3 separate regions of the Homo sapiens genome follow, and all the other regions are linked to region 3. The links are chromatin loops, found by intact Hi-C in ENCODE. Cell type or tissue: ascending aorta. All regions are shown on one strand. Region 1 holds the start of HES6 (hes family bHLH transcription factor 6). Region 2 overlaps UBE2F (ubiquitin conjugating enzyme E2 F (putative)). Region 3 overlaps LOC105373960 (a long non-coding RNA gene).

Region 1 (5,000 bases), 320 kb before region 3:
GGCTCTAGGGGGATCAAAGGACTCAAATGCTCAGGAAGTCCATACTCAGGCAAACTTTGAAGGCAGGACTGGCCCAAGGGACAAATGGCAGGAAGTGTTGGCTAGGGGAGGCTGCTGTGAAGGAGGGAGGGAGGGCTTGGTGACCTCAAGATAGGCCAGGCTTCTGGGACAAAAAGGCCATGCCAGCTGGCCAGTGCACCGCTAAAGGGAATTGAAGCTGACCTTGCAGAGGGGACCTTGGGCAACTTCCAGTCCAACCAAGAAGGATTTTGCTGATGTACAGCCTTCTCTACTTAAGCTCTTTTCCCTGTAGGATCCTTGGTCACACCGAGGCATATCCCAGTGCTTAATTTCTCCCTCCCTCAACTCTAGACAGCATTCCTCAACCCTCCACCCACTCCACTGTCAGACAAGGCTTTTGAGGTCCCTAGTCCTCCCTTTAGCCTCCTCTCTCATAACTCCTATCACCTGTCCTTTTGTTTTTACAAGGTCAACTTTATATCATGTCCCATAACCATAAACAATCCTTCCTTGCCTTCTGTATAGATTAATTCTAAATGTTAAAACCCTATGAACACTGTTACATTGTTGTGACTGTGAAAATTGTCTCCTGAGCCAAGTAATGTGCTAAGATTACATTTCTTGGGAAGCTTTTTGTTTTTCCTAGAGTTCCTAGTTGCTTTTCTTTCTTTTTTTTTGCTTGCACCATTTGCCTTTATCATGTCCTCCTTGCCCCTCAAATCCAGTTCCCCATCCAATCAAGTGTTCAGTCAGGCTTTACCCAAAGTCCTCTTTTGGGGCCCTGATCATCCTGTTGCAATATAAATTGCCTAACATAAAGCAGATGTTTTAGGATGAGAGCATCCTAAAACATCTACTTGGCCTTGTTCGTTTGGATAATGAGAGGAGTGTAAATCAGTTTGCAAACTTGGGAGTACAGGAAATATCAGTGAGTTTATTTTTCCCTATCACAGTTTCTCGAAGTAGTGGAAATGTCATTGTAGCCACTTGGGGGAGTGGAGGTTCTCCTTCCCTGGGGTGATGTCTAAGTGGTGAAGGAGAGTAAAGTCACAGGCTAATAATCCACTTCCTTGGGATCCACCACTCCAGCCCCACCCTGCCAGCCCCACTACTGGGCAGGTGGGGAGTGTGTGAAGTAAAGCGGTAGTTTCACACCCAGGTGAGTGATGCTGGGCTGGGGGAAGTCTCAGGACCCTGCTCATAGAGCAACCAAGAGCCAGAGCAGGGACAGTTGGGAGCCAGCGGGAGGGGGTCCCAGGTAATTACAGAGGTCAGTGAGGTGACTTTGGGAGCTTTCAAACCTCTCACCAAACTCACCCAGCAGGAAGCCTGCAGGGGTCCCTCTGGTGGAGAGGCGCAAGTAAAGGGGCCATGGGAGGCCTGTCAGACCTCTCTAGGGGCAGTGGGGCGGTCGGTCTGCAGCCTAGTCCTGCCGCTCCGCTCAGCTGCTGCGGTCCCGTGATGTTCCCCTCCCACGCGGCCTTCCAGCCCATCCTGCCAGGGCCACCCCTCACCTTCCCTACCTACCAGCGCTTCTGTGAGGCCAGGCTCTGCTGGGGGTGCGGGGAGGTGGACAGGGGGTCCTAGGTCAGACTGTGCCCTTGTCCAGGGACGCTTATAGCCTGGAGGGGCTCAGAACAGACCCTGACGATCCCAGCCCGGGTGAGTAGTGGGGACTGAGGAAGGCAGGTGCTGTGCGGGGCAGGCTGGTAGTCGGCCGGCTGGGGTCCGAGAAGGCGTCTCCCGTTCCGGCTCCTCCACACAGCGTCTGGACTGACGCCGGGGCAGGAGCCGGGCAGGGGTCCCCAGGACGCTGCCCGAGGGCGCGGCCCCACCGCCCACGCACCCCGCCCGCGGCCAAGAGGAACCCAGCAGATGGGCGGCCCGCCGCGATGGGGGAGTCGCGGGCGTCTGGCCGGGACAAGCGCCCGCCGCCTGCCCGCCGGACAAAGGGTGCGAGACAAAGGCGCGGCCAACACCTGTCGCTCTTGGCGCGGCCGCCGCTTTTCTCGCTTTTCTCCGCCGAAGCGGCCGCAGCTGCCAACTGTCACGGGCATCAAGTTACAGGACCAGACGGCAGCTTCGGCGGGCCTGGGAGGCGGGGCGCGGAGGACGAGGAGGGGAGGAGGGAGGCGGGCGGGGGGCAGTGGAAGGGAGGGAGGGGGCCCCGGGGGCCAAAGGGGACTAGAGGGAGATGGGGGAGCTCAGAGGGGGGCGGGGCTGGTGACCCGCAGAGCCCAGGGGGAGAGCGGCGCGGGCGGGAGCACCCGGGACCCCGCCCCACTAGGACTCCAGTGCTGGCGGAGGGCGGCGTCGGGGGTCCGGCCCGGCGTCTGGACGAGTCCGGAAGAAACTCAGGGGCCGCCCCGCCACCGCTGCCCAATGGACCCTGCCTCCCCGGGGCTTGGCAGCCACCCCAGCCGGGACCTGAAACCCCTCTAGGTCCAGAGACCGCGGACTTGACTGTGGCTCTGCACACCAGGGACGCATCTCCTGGGGCCAGTGGCCCCAGCGCTCAACTCTGGAGGCGCCATCGGCGAAGGAGGGAAATGAATGAATTAATGGGTGAATGAATGAGTGGACGGACGGACGGACGGACGGGTGGACGCCTGCTCGCACGCGCGGCAGATCAGTGGTCCTAGAGCAGCAGACGGAGAGAAACAAGCGCGGGCAGGGCCGCAGCTACCCGGGGTCGCCGCCCCGGTGCCGCCCCCGCGGGGGTCTAGGGAAGGCCGGGCTGGGGGCCCCGCCTAGCTCAGCCAGCTGCCCGACCGCCAGAGCCGCTGGGCCGGACAAAGCGCGCTGCCCCGATTGGCTGCAGCGCGCCTCGCGGTCGGCCGCCCCGGGCCCGCGCGGCCAATCGGCGCATTGAGATGCAAATAAGCGGCTATAAAAGGGGCGGGACCGCGGCGGGCCGGAAGCCGCGAGGAGCGCGGACGGCTGGGCTGCTGCTGGGCGGCCGCGGGGCAGCGGAGGGCGCCGGCACTCCGGTCCCCGCCGCTCCCCGTCCCCGCTGCTCCTAGCCCCTGCCGCGTCCCCGGCGGAGCGGGCATGGCGCCACCCGCGGCGCCTGGCCGGGACCGTGTGGGCCGTGAGGATGAGGACGGCTGGGAGACGCGAGGGGACCGCAAGGTGCGGGCCGGGGCCATGGGCGAGCAAGCGGGCGGGAGGCCGTGCGGGGCTGGGATTCAGTGCCCCGCTCCCCGCAGGCCCGGAAGCCCCTGGTGGAGAAGAAGCGGCGCGCGCGGATCAACGAGAGCCTGCAGGAGCTGCGGCTGCTGCTGGCGGGCGCCGAGGTGCGGCGGCCGGGCAGGCGCCGTGGGGCTGCGGGGCGGGCGGGCGGGTCCGGGAGCGCGCTGCCGGCTCACCGCCCTTCCCGCCCGCGCAGGTGCAGGCCAAGCTGGAGAACGCCGAAGTGCTGGAGCTGACGGTGCGGCGGGTCCAGGGTGTGCTGCGGGGCCGGGCGCGCGGTGAGTGGCGGCGGGGCGGGCGGGGGCGCCGGCCGCGGGCGCCTGTAACCCCTGCCAGACGGAGGACTTCCCTCCCGGCGCCCCTGTCCTGTCGGCGGCGAGGGCTCCCACCGGAGCAGGGTGCGCCCCCGCGTCTCCTGGGTGAGCCGCGTCCCCGCGGGCCGGGTGGGCTGGGCCACGCAGTCGCCGCTCACCGCGCGGGACGCGGCTCTCTCCCTCCCACCCTCGGGCCCAGAGCGCGAGCAGCTGCAGGCGGAAGCGAGCGAGCGCTTCGCTGCCGGCTACATCCAGTGCATGCACGAGGTGCACACGTTCGTGTCCACGTGCCAGGCCATCGACGCTACCGTCGCTGCCGAGCTCCTGAACCATCTGCTCGAGTCCATGCCGCTGCGTGAGGGCAGCAGCTTCCAGGATCTGCTGGGGGACGCCCTGGCGGGGCCACCTAGAGCCCCTGGACGGAGTGGCTGGCCTGCGGGGGGCGCTCCGGGATCCCCAATACCCAGCCCCCCGGGTCCTGGGGACGACCTGTGCTCCGACCTGGAGGAGGCCCCTGAGGCTGAACTGAGTCAGGCTCCTGCTGAGGGGCCCGACTTGGTGCCCGCAGCCCTGGGCAGCCTGACCACAGCCCAAATTGCCCGGAGTGTCTGGAGGCCTTGGTGACCAATGCCAGCCAGAGTCCTGCGGGGGTGGGCCCGGCCCTCCCTGGATCTCCTCCCTCCTCCCAGGGGTTCAGATGTGGTGGGGTAGGGCCCTGGAAGTCTCCCAGGTCTTCCCTCCCTCCTCTGATGGATGGCTTGCAGGGCAGCCCCTGGTAACCAGCCCAGTCAGGCCCCAGCCCCGTTTCTTAAGAAACTTTTAGGGACCCTGCAGCTCTGGAGTGGGTGGAGGGAGGGAGCTACGGGCAGGAGGAAGAATTTTGTAGAGCTGCCAGCGCTCTCCCAGGTTCACCCACCCAGGCTTCACCAGCCCTGTGCGGGCTCTGGGGGCAGAGGTGGCAGAAATGGTGCTGGGCACTAGTGTTCCAGGCAGCCCTGGGCTAAACAAAAGCTTGAACTTGCCACTTCAGCGGGGAGATGAGAGGCAGGTGCACTGAGCTGCACTGCCCAGAGCTGTGATGCTCTGTACATCTTGTTTGTAGCACACTTGAGTTTGTGTATTCCATTGACATCAAATGTGACAATTTTACTAAATAAAGAATTTTGGAGTTAGTTACCCTTGAAGTATTGTTGAGTGATGTGTCATTACTGTGTCAAGATATGTAAATGCTAAACTAAGCACATTTCCCCTGCATCTGAGGCTGGTGAATGTCCTTTAAAACCTCACCCTTTCTCAGCAGAGTGAGCAGTGTGATGGTGGTGGGGATGCACTCCGTGGCTGTCTCTGCAGCAGGCAGTGCTTCTGCCCCCCATGCTAGGCAGGTCCTCAGACCCAGCCTGTTCTTGGGCATTGTGTGTCCTGGAGAAGGAGTTTGTTTGCATGAGGCTTGTCTCCAGGGTAACTCAGCAATAG
Region 2 (5,000 bases), 74 kb before region 3:
AATTCAATGAAGAAAGGAAAGTCTTTTCATTGAAACAGCTGGATATCTAGATAGATAAAGTAAATCTCAACCTCTGTCTTACTCCACATACAAAAATCAATTCAAGATGGCTGATGGACCTTAACATAAAACCTACCATCCTAAAGCTTCTAGGAAAAAAACATAGGAGCATATATTTATAAGTTTCAGGTAAGCAAAAATTTCTGGACAGGACATAAAAGGCACAAACCATTAAAAAACTGATAAACTGCACATCATAAAAATTAAAACTTCAGCCACATGTGGTGGCTCATGGCAGTAATCTCAGCACTTTGGGAGGCCAGGGTGGGCGGATCACTTGAGGTCAAGAGTTTGAGACCATCCTGGCCAACACAGCAAAACCCCGTCTCTACTAAAACTACAATGGATGAAACTCAAAAACATTACGTTAAGTAAAAGAGGCTGAGGCCTGAGAATCGCCTGAATCTGGGAGGCAGAGATTTCAGTGAGGTGAAGTTGCACCACTGCACTCCAGCCTGGGTGACAGAGCGAGACTCTGTCTCAAAAAAAAAAAATAAATAAATAAATAAAAGAAATTCCTCCTCAACAAAAGACAGCATTTTTAAAAATGAGCAGAAAAGTCACAGAATGGGAGAAAATATCTGCAGCTCATGCATCTGACAAAAGACTTGTATTCAGACCACAGCACAAAATAAAAAGTTTTTTTAGGGCAAAAGACTGGGGCACTTCAGAAAGGACGATGTATAAATGGCCCGTAAATACATGAAAAGATACTCTACATCATCTGTCACTGGGAAATGCAAATAAAAACCCCAATGATATACCATTTCACACCCAAATGTTGATATATGTGTAGAACAATGGAAACTTCTCATACAGTGCTGGTCAGGGTATGGCACAACCACAGTGGAAAGTTTCTTAAAAGGTTAAACATGTTATCTTTCCTATGACTCAAAAATTCCACTCTTAGGTAGAATTAAAGAGAAAGGAAAACTATGAACACGAAAAGCTTGTAAAAAAAAAAAAAAAAGCTCACGGCAGTCAAACCTCATAGCTTTTGGTTTATTGATACTAGCCAAAACCTAGAAACTACTCAAATGTCTATCACTAGGAAGATAAATTATGACATATTCATTAAAATTCCATAAAAAGGGAATAAACTACTGATTCACACAACATGTGTAAATTTAAAACTATGTTAAGTGAAAGAAGTCAGAGACAAAGAGTACATATATAAGATTCCATTTACATATAAAAAATTCAAGAACAAGAAAAACTAATTTATGGAAATAAAAATCAGAAAGGAATTTTGGATGGTGGTGTAGGGGGCAAGGAACTGGCTGCAAAGAGGCAGAAGGAAACTTTGGGAATGATGGAAATGTTTTTCATCTTTATTGGGGTTATGGTTACATATGTGTATACATTTTCCAAATGTAAGCTATACATTTCAAATTAGTACATTTTATTGTTTATAATTTTATACCTCAGTAAAACTGATTATAAAATTTTTAATTTAAATTTAAAAAATTGTCATTGTTACTTAAAGCCATGTTCCCTTCAGCCTAAAACCATCACCACCATCACAGCAGGGCAGGCTGAGGTGACCTTCATCAACATGTCAGCCAGGCCACTCACTGAACAGGTCCAGTTTTTCAAACTGTCCCACTAACTTCACAGAAGCCTCCACGGGATATTTCAGGCTATCTTTTACGTTTTTGTTTTGTTTCATTTCACTTATTACTACTTTTTCTTGTTTTGCGAGATGATGTGGACGCTTTTTTTCTAAATTCGGTCCCTTTCTTTTCCCCATCACCAAATTACATTTCCATGTTTTTCTCTAAAGAGTGTATTTATTCCCAAGCATGAGCAACCACTCCAAAAGCAAACAAAACTATCAAAATGTTAGCAAGTGTGAACAGGAGCCAGATAAAGAGGTGTGAGCTGAAAATGCAGACGCAATTCTTCCACTCTTGACCATTCTAACCCCCAGATCATAGATATTAGTGAGTTTTCAGCCCTAGCTCCAGGATTACTGGCTACAAATGAGTCCATTTCAAAATCATTTTATTTCATATATTGTTAAAACTTCACAACTTAGACATATCACTGTAATTTGTTTTCAATATGAAGAGGAGCAGGATTCTAAAATTTTTTTTAAAAACCATGATATGAAGCAAGTTTTTCCGGTTGGCATATCTCGGCCACACTTCTCTTAATAATCAAAGGGCAGGCATCACCACAGCTTTCTAATTCACAGACATCACAAAATAAGGGCATATACACAGTATCTAAAAAGCATGCTGTGCACAGCTCAATGTTAATGTCCCTGAAGTACACTTATTAAAAATATGAATATTCAGGCATTAAGTATTTACAGGTACCAAGACACAAGTTACTTTTTATTTATTTTTTTTATTTTTTTTGAGACAGCTCTGTCGCTCAGGCTGGAGTGCACTGGGCCAATCTCAGCTCACTGCAACCTCCACCCCCTGGGTTCAAGCAATTCTCCTGCCTCAGCCTCCTGAGTAGCTGGGATTACAGGCACGCACCACCACCACACCGGGCTAATTTTTTTGTATGTTTAGTAGAAACGAGGTTTCACTATGTTGGCCTGGCTGGTCTCGAACTCCTGACCTCAAGTGATCCACCCACCTGGGCCTCCCAAAGTGCGGGAATTACAGGCATGAGCCACCGGGCCCAGCCACAGGTTACTTTTTAATCTGATAGAACAGTGAGTACAAAAACTGTAACAATTATGCTCCATTTTCAAGGACAATTCTAAGACCAACATCAAAGATGCTGTCATATATACAATAATCACAACATTAAAGTGATTCAGTAAAAAATTTCAGTTAAAAAATAAGGGGGGCTGGGCGCAGTGGCTCACACCTGTAATCCCAGCACTTTGGGAAGCCGAGGCTGGCAGATCACCTGAGGTTAGGAGTTTGAGACTAGCCTGGCCAACACAGTGAAATCCCATCTCTACTAAAAATACAAAAATTAGCTGGGCATGGTGGCGCATGCCTGTAATCCCAGCTACTCAGGAGGCTGAGGCAGGAGAATCACTTGAACCCGGAAGGCGAAGGTTGCAGTGAGCCCGAGATTGCGTCACTGCACTCCAGCCTGGGTGGCAGAGTGAGACTTGGTCTCAAAAAAAAAAAAAAAACGCGGAGGGGAGGCGGGGAAGAAACATTTATCCAGACTTGCCAGAAACCCAATCACATGACAGTAAAGAGCCTGGAAAAATCAACAAACATCTTTGAGTGGCCAAGGACCACAAAGCCCATGCTTGGGATGGGCAGAGCCACAGAATCCCTGATAGCCATTGAAAATGCCCTAGAAAGGCAGATGAAAGAAAATATTTTACTATAAACACACAAGTCTGAAATTAGTAAACAGAGAACCAATCTTAATCACTACAATGATTTCTGAGAATACCCTACATTACTTAACAGAATAGTAAATGATGTCCATAGCAGTGACCTTGAGTCACCAAGAAAGCATTAGAGTGTGCTCAATACCTCTCGTAAAAAACAGCACAATATGCAATGTGTTTTAGGAAGGCAGCCAAAGGATCGTTAGAGTTTTCATCATTTCACAGTTTAAAGCCCTTCACTACATTTATCTATAGATGTCAGGCATGTGGAACACTCTGCTTTCTAATGATGGTGTTCTATTTGGCATAAAGTACAGCTAATAGAAAAAACAAGAAAGAAAAGAAAAATATATACATAATGATGATGTTCTAGTATTAACTCCTATACCCAAGTACTCTCCTTATCTTAGAAGAATCAGTATCAGACTGATTTATACTTCCAGAGCCCTTTGTGGAACCATCACATAGATAAAATAGAATTTTTTTTAAGGTTTCAAGCATATTTTGATATTTTGAAACCAGGATTTCTTGTGCTATTATTATCAAACATCTTCCACAGAAAAAGCCCATCCTACCTACAGAGAGACAAGGCCGGGACTTATTTGTGGGTTCATTGCCACCTACCAAAATCCTGTATTCTTTTCCACATTTTAATTAGCTAGTGACTAATAATTCTCAGTTTCTCACTACCTTTCCATCCCCCAAATAAAATAACACCCTATATTTCCACCACCAAACGTCCTTCCCTCTTGTTAATTCCCCACAACAGCATCGACCGGTTGCCACCCACTGTCCAACATAAACACCAGTGGGTTGTGAAGTGTGGGAATCTGCAGCTCTTGGAGCTGCATTGTAACTAGAAAATATACAAGTCCTCCTCTTGCTGTCACTTTGACCAAGAAGAAATATGTTGCCATGCTGGGGCAGCTTAGGGATTAGACACTTATCCGTCTTACTGAGGACAGCTGGTAATCTTCTGTCTGCTTCTGTGTGCCAGACCCTGGGCTTAAGTGCTTTACCCACACTATCTGTTTAATCCCCACAACTGTCCTATGAGATAGGTCCTATTTGATCCCACTTTGTAGATAGGCAGGCTGTGGCTAAAAGGTTAAGCAACTTAACCAAGGTCACACTATTCCTACGTAAGGGAAAAGGATTGGAACCCACTTATGACTTCAGAGCCCACACTCTTCACTATACACCAACTGCCTCAGCTGTCATTAACTTTAGTTATATTTATACATCATTATTGAGAGTGTACACTGAATGCCTCAAATTCACTTTAATATGCTTTATTTCATTCACTATGAAGTATATATCTTATCTTCATATGAAATTGTTATTAATGTGTTAATCTTTTAAAAGCTAGAGGACAAACCAAAGCAAAGATTACAGGTTTGGGCAGCCTTTATAATTCGCTGTTTGAAATCACTTTAATACTTATGTAAGAATATTACCTGGGGTTACTGTTAGCTGAAAACAATGAAGCTTGTTTGGATCAGGAAAATGCACTTTACATGTACCTGCAAAAGAAACAGCACATCAGGAAGGTCTGGCAGTGAGCAGCAGTCCATATGTTGACGCTAACCTTTGAACACGTGTAAAGTTAGCGGTGCTACAGGGA
Region 3 (5,000 bases):
AATACTCAAGAAAACAGGGGCCTTTTGTGCATAAGTTCCTAAACTTGCGGGGGCAGACTGCTGTTATGAAGAGTGTCATAACTTATACATGGGCCACAGGCCTGTGCAGTAATTCACCAAAGAAGACTTCCTATGACCACACCCGTGGGGAAAACATTGGCCTTGCTGTAATCAGATGTGTGTAATGAAAACTGCAGTTGGGAGCATCTTTTCCTGATCCAGCTGTTAAAGTTAATACCCAGTTCTGGCTAAAGTTCTGGCTAAAGTACTGGAGTAAGCAGAAACTTGCATCAATACTGGTGTGTCGGGGAGATGCAAACATGCGCGAGGGATATGGCAACAGCTACGCAGAGCCTAGGGATCTCCTTGACCCAAATATTCTATTTCTAAACATTTGTATTATGGAAGTGCACATCAGAGCGTTATTTATAAATAGCAATAAACAAAACAGGCCAGGCACAGTGGCTCACACCTGTAATCCCAGCACTTTGGGAGTCCAAGGCGGGCGGATCGCTTGAGGTCAGGAGTTGGAAACCAGCCTGGCCAAGAAGGTGAAACCCTGTCTCTACTAAAAATACGAAAGTTAGCCGGGCGTGGTGGCAGGCGCCTATAATCCCAGCTACTTGGGAGGCTGAGGCAGGAGAATTGCATGAACCCGGGAGGTGGAGGTTGCAGTGAGCCGAGATAGTGCCACTGCACTCCAGCCAGGGTGACAGAGTGAGACTCTGTCTCAAAAAAAAAGTAATTAATAAAAATGTAAACAAACAGATGAAACCCCTGCCCTTCAGAGCTTATAAAAAATGTGTAGTCATTTTCTAAAAAAAGTAATTTTTAAATTGATAAAGCCATTTACAAAAGAGTATGAGGCCATTTTAATTAATTAATTAATAATTATTATTATTTTTGAAACAGAGTCTCCCTCTGTTGCCCAGGCTGCAGTGCAGTGTCACAATCTTGGCTCACTGCGAATTCTGCCTCCTGGGTTCCAGCGATTCTCTCACCTCAGCCTCCTGAGTAGATGGGACTACAGGCATGCACCACCAGACCCAGCTAATTTTTGCATTTTTAGTAGAGACGGGGTTTCATCATATTGGCTAGGTTGGTCTCGAACTCCTGAACTCAAGTGATCTGCCCACTTCAGCCTCCCAGAGTGCTGGGATTACAGGTGTAGCCACCGCGCCCAGCAAGCCCCCCCTTTTTTTTTTTTAATACAAGCATCTATCTGTCTATCATCTATGTACTTAAGTATAAATTAATGCCAAAATGTATGTTAAAGATTATCTGAATGGTTGGAATTAAGACGGTTTGTTTACCTGCATTTGCTTTTTATTCTTTTTGCTTTGTTTTTTGAGACCGAGTTTCGCTCTGTCTGCACTGGAGTGCAATGGCGCAATCTCGGCTCACGGCAACCTCGGCTTCCAGGGTTCAAACGATTCTCCTGCCTCAGCCTCCCGCGTAGCTGGGATTACAGGCTACATGGCGCATGCCACCATGCCCAGGTAATTTTTGTGTTTTTAGTAGAGACGAGATTTCACCGTGTTGGCCAGTCTGGTCTCGATCTCCTGACCTCGCGATCTGCCCGCCTTGGCCCCCAAAGTACTGGGATTACAAGTGTGAGCCACCGCGCCCGGCCTTTTTTACCTGTGTTTTCTACAATGTACTTGTATAATAAAAGAAGGTGACAAGAAATAGGGGGAAATTGGTAACAAGCTTCATGTCTAACAATAGAGGATTGGCTGATGAAGTGTATGTCACATTTATTTACAATTAATGACGCCAATGAATAGTTTTTTTCAGTACCACGTGCTAGGCATTAGATGTTCTTTGGCTGTTCTGTGCTGTACATGTGACTATGCTTTTTGTTTAAAAGAAAAGGAGAAAAAGGAAAGGAAAGGGAAAAAAAGGAGAAGAGAGAGAAAAGAAAAGAAAAGAAAAGAAAAGAAAAGAAAAGAAAAGAAAAGAAAAGAAAAGAAAAGAAAAGAAAAGAAAAGAAGAAAAACAAAAGATAGAAAAAAAGGGAGGGGAGTAAGAGCAGGAGAACTCATGGCGTCCTGGGCGGGGCTGCCGGGCTCGCTCCCCGCAGGGCCCTCGTGGCTCCCCTGGCTCGCGCGCGCCCCTAGCGGGCGTCTGGGGTCCTGCGGGCCGTGCGGTCCCGTGTCATCGCGCTGGGCAGCCCCGGGTCCACAGGGCAAGCTGCGCCCCTGTTTTCTTTCCAGGGTCCCCTGCCCTCCAGCGAGCCTAGTTGAGCCCCAGCTGGACTCCAAGTCGAGCCTCTGCAGCCAGGTGTCCGCCAGATGTCTTCCACGGCCAGCAAGGGAACCGCCTGGGCACGCGTCAGTCTGGCCTGTTTCCTGATCCAGAAAATTATTTTCAGCTGCGCGTGACCTTCCACGGGGCCAGGACCGGAAAACTAGACAGCAGTGATCTTTTTAAAACCGTGGACTCTATGAACTAGGAAAGTCCCCTCCAAACTCGTCAACAGGAATTCACTGCTTATTGGTACCAGTTTGGGAAATCATTGTTTTTTAATTAAAAATCAGGGGGCTGGGAGGAAAGGAGGGTCCCCTGGCAGTCTTGGGTGGGCTGCAGGGCTGCAGGAACGTGACAGCAGGGGCAGTGGGGCTGTGGGAGGGTGCTCTGCCCGTGGGGCCAGCTTGTGATGGGCTGGGGACTGAGCTGTGCTCTGGGGACACACAGAGATTCCTCACTCAGCTGGGTGGCCTTATGTTCCCAGGGTTTTCCCACAACTTGTCCTGGCTGGGGGGCTGAGCTTGCCAGCCTTCCTGGGGAACAGCGGGCCAGGGCAGGACTCCATCCCCAGGAAGCACAGGTGAGGCTTACAAAACAGGTGCAGGACTTGCAGACGCAGCTCTCCTTTCAGCAAACCCTGCTGAGACGCAGAGCGGAGAAAACAGGAGGTGCCCCAGTTTCTTCTCCCGGGTAAGACTGAGAGCTGTCCTTGAACCTGATCGGCCAGAGAGAGTGCTGAGGAGAACCAGAGCATCCCGTGGGGCTCCCTGGGCTGGGCTCTGCCAGGTGGGTTTCCCAGGAGATCGGCCATGACAGCTGCTGTGTTGGGCACTCCTCCAGGGCAGGGGTGGCCCCGGGAGAACTTGGGCAGGAGGGGGCATGAGTCACACAGAGGGTGGCCCACTGGGTTTATGGTACCCGGAGTTGCAAACACTCAGGTGTGAGTCACCTGAGTGCACACGTGGCTGGAGGCAGACAGCCTCCCTTGCCCTCCCCTCCTCCAATCCCAGCTCCTGATGGTTGTACCCTCTCCTGTGCTGAGGGCAGCAGAGACTCATTAGCGAACTGGGGGCCCTGGAGTCGGAGAGCTGGCTTCCAATTCCGGCTCTAGTACCCGCGCTCAGGGACACTGGGCATGTGTTGTCACCTGCCTGTGCCTCAATCTCCTTAACTGCAAAATGGACATAACCTCCAGGCTGATGAAGACTAGGAGAGCAGAGGTCAGGGATGGGCCCCTTCATAGGGGCTCAGGGCCTTTCTGTTCCTCCATTGCTTTCTCCGGCCTGGCCCGCTGTGTGAGGCTGGCCGGCAGACATCTGTCTCTCTCTCAATTTTAAAAAATTTTTTTAGTAGGGACAGGATCTCACTGTGTTGCCCAGGCTGATCTCAAACTCCTGGCCTCAGGCGATCTGCCCACTTCGACCTCCCAAAGTGCTGGGATTGCAGGGGTGGCATCTGTTGGCCTCAGGAAGCAGGCCCAGGCTGCACTCCTGCCCTTGTCCCCCACCTTCCCCGGCAGGCTGGTTTGGCGGTCCTGCCCTCTCCACCCCCACTCTCCCCCATGGGGGAACACAGGCATCAGTGGAGAGTTGCCCATTTTTCAGAAGCGGGATGACAAGCCCCTGCTGCCTTTCACCAATGCCCGTGAATGCACCTGCTTGGGAATCCTCTTTGGAATCTCCCTGAGGTCTTCTGCCCCTCCCCGTGTCTCCCTCATTAAACCACATTTTCCCACAATGAGAACGTGCCATGATGTGCGTTGATGCAAAGCAGGTCTTTATTCAATCTTGTGATGTTTCCGTAGCCAATGCCTTACTGCAGTGCCGTTTTCCATGACTTTTCACGTGAATTACAACACTTTAATTCCATTCCAGCTTAAATTGGCTGTGTTGGGTCAGGTAGAAAAGCCCACTGCCCTGGGTGACACTTTTATGGTTGGGGAAGTGGCTCTTGTCCTGGCTGAGTTGTGTCCTTGCCTCAGAATGTGACTTCACATCTTGAAGTCCTAACCAGCAGTACCTCAGAATGTGACTGGGTTTGGACCCAGGGTCTTTACAGAGGTGACTAAGGTTAAATGAGGTCACTGGGTGGGCCCTAACCCAATGTGACTGTGCCCTTATAAGAAGAGAAGATTAGGGCCAGGTGCAGTGGCTCATGCCTGTAATCCCAGCACTTTGGGAGGCCAATATGGGTGGATCACCTGAGGTCAAGGGTTCAAGACCAGCCTGGCCAACATGGTGAAACCCCATCTCTATTAAAAATACAAAAATTAGTCAAGCGTGGTGGCACACACCTGTAATCCCAGCTACTTGGGAGGCTGAGGTGGGAGAATTGCTTGAACCCGGGAGGTGGGGGCTGCAGCGAGCGGAGATTGCGCCACTGCACTCCAGCCTAGGTGACTGGGCGAGACCCTGTCTCAAAAGAAAAAAAAAAGATTAGGATGCAGGCACAGAAAGACGACCATATGAGGCAGGGAGGAAATGACAAGCCAAGAAGAGAGGCATCAGAAGGAACCAACCCTGCCGACCCCTTGATCTCAGGCTTCCAGCCTCCACAGCTGCGAGAAACGCACTTCTGTTGTTTAAGTCCCCAGCCTGTTATAGCAGCAGCTTGGGCAGACTCCGACTGCACTGCTTTATCCTCAGCCGAGCCCGAGGAGGAGGAGACAATCCCCAAACTCGATCGTTTCCTATCATTATGATCACCGATTATTCTCCTTTTGACTCACCCGACCTTCTGTGCAGAAGGGC

What was found. Hi-C counts contacts between places; a loop is a spot of excess contacts. Peaks named below come from ENCODE experiments on the same cell type or tissue, not always from the same donor. Only the 100,000 strongest peaks of a DNase experiment are listed, where the experiment ranks them.
Region 1: a loop joins it to region 3, with 2.7 times the contacts of the local background. A loop is called at or near these places in 2 of 110 quality-filtered maps.
Region 2: it touches region 3 in a loop (2.7-fold over the local background); 2 of 110 quality-filtered maps call a loop at or near these places.

Annotation. Positions count from the first base shown.
Region 1 is chr2:238,237,978-238,242,977 of GRCh38, reverse strand. It overlaps HES6 (hes family bHLH transcription factor 6), which reads left to right and starts at 2,940. Exons shown (of 4, transcript NM_018645.6): 1 at 2,940-3,153; 2 at 3,231-3,317; 3 at 3,410-3,491; 4 at 3,727-4,711. The coding sequence starts at 3,073. The coding sequence ends at 4,151. RefSeq lists enhancers at 1,029-1,534, 1,535-2,040, 3,941-4,509 and a silencer at 2,698-3,217. In ascending aorta, no CTCF peak of the experiment used is centred here; DNase peaks (open chromatin) are centred at 127, 2,056 and 2,897; H3K4me3 peaks cover 2,381 bases; H3K27ac peaks cover 3,071 bases.
Region 2 is chr2:237,994,643-237,999,642 of GRCh38, reverse strand. It overlaps UBE2F (ubiquitin conjugating enzyme E2 F (putative)), which reads right to left. Exons shown (of 10, transcript NM_080678.3): 4 at 4,834-4,899. It overlaps UBE2F-SCLY (UBE2F-SCLY readthrough (NMD candidate)), which reads right to left. Exons shown (of 19, transcript NR_037904.1): 4 at 4,834-4,899. Among named protein-coding and RNA genes, the nearest start is that of UBE2F, 30 kb to the right of the region's middle. In ascending aorta, no CTCF peak of the experiment used is centred here; a DNase peak (open chromatin) is centred at 3,102; H3K4me3 peaks cover 708 bases; H3K27ac peaks cover 4,456 bases.
Region 3 is chr2:237,920,939-237,925,938 of GRCh38, reverse strand. It overlaps LOC105373960 (a long non-coding RNA gene), which reads left to right. Exons shown (of 3, transcript XR_924046.3): 2 at 2,217-2,499; 3 at 2,882-3,053. Among named protein-coding and RNA genes, the nearest start is that of UBE2F-SCLY, 44 kb to the left of the region's middle. RefSeq lists a silencer at 2,007-2,216. In ascending aorta, a CTCF peak has its summit at 2,143; DNase peaks (open chromatin) are centred at 2,138 and 3,078; H3K4me3 peaks cover 1,011 bases; H3K27ac peaks cover 4,021 bases.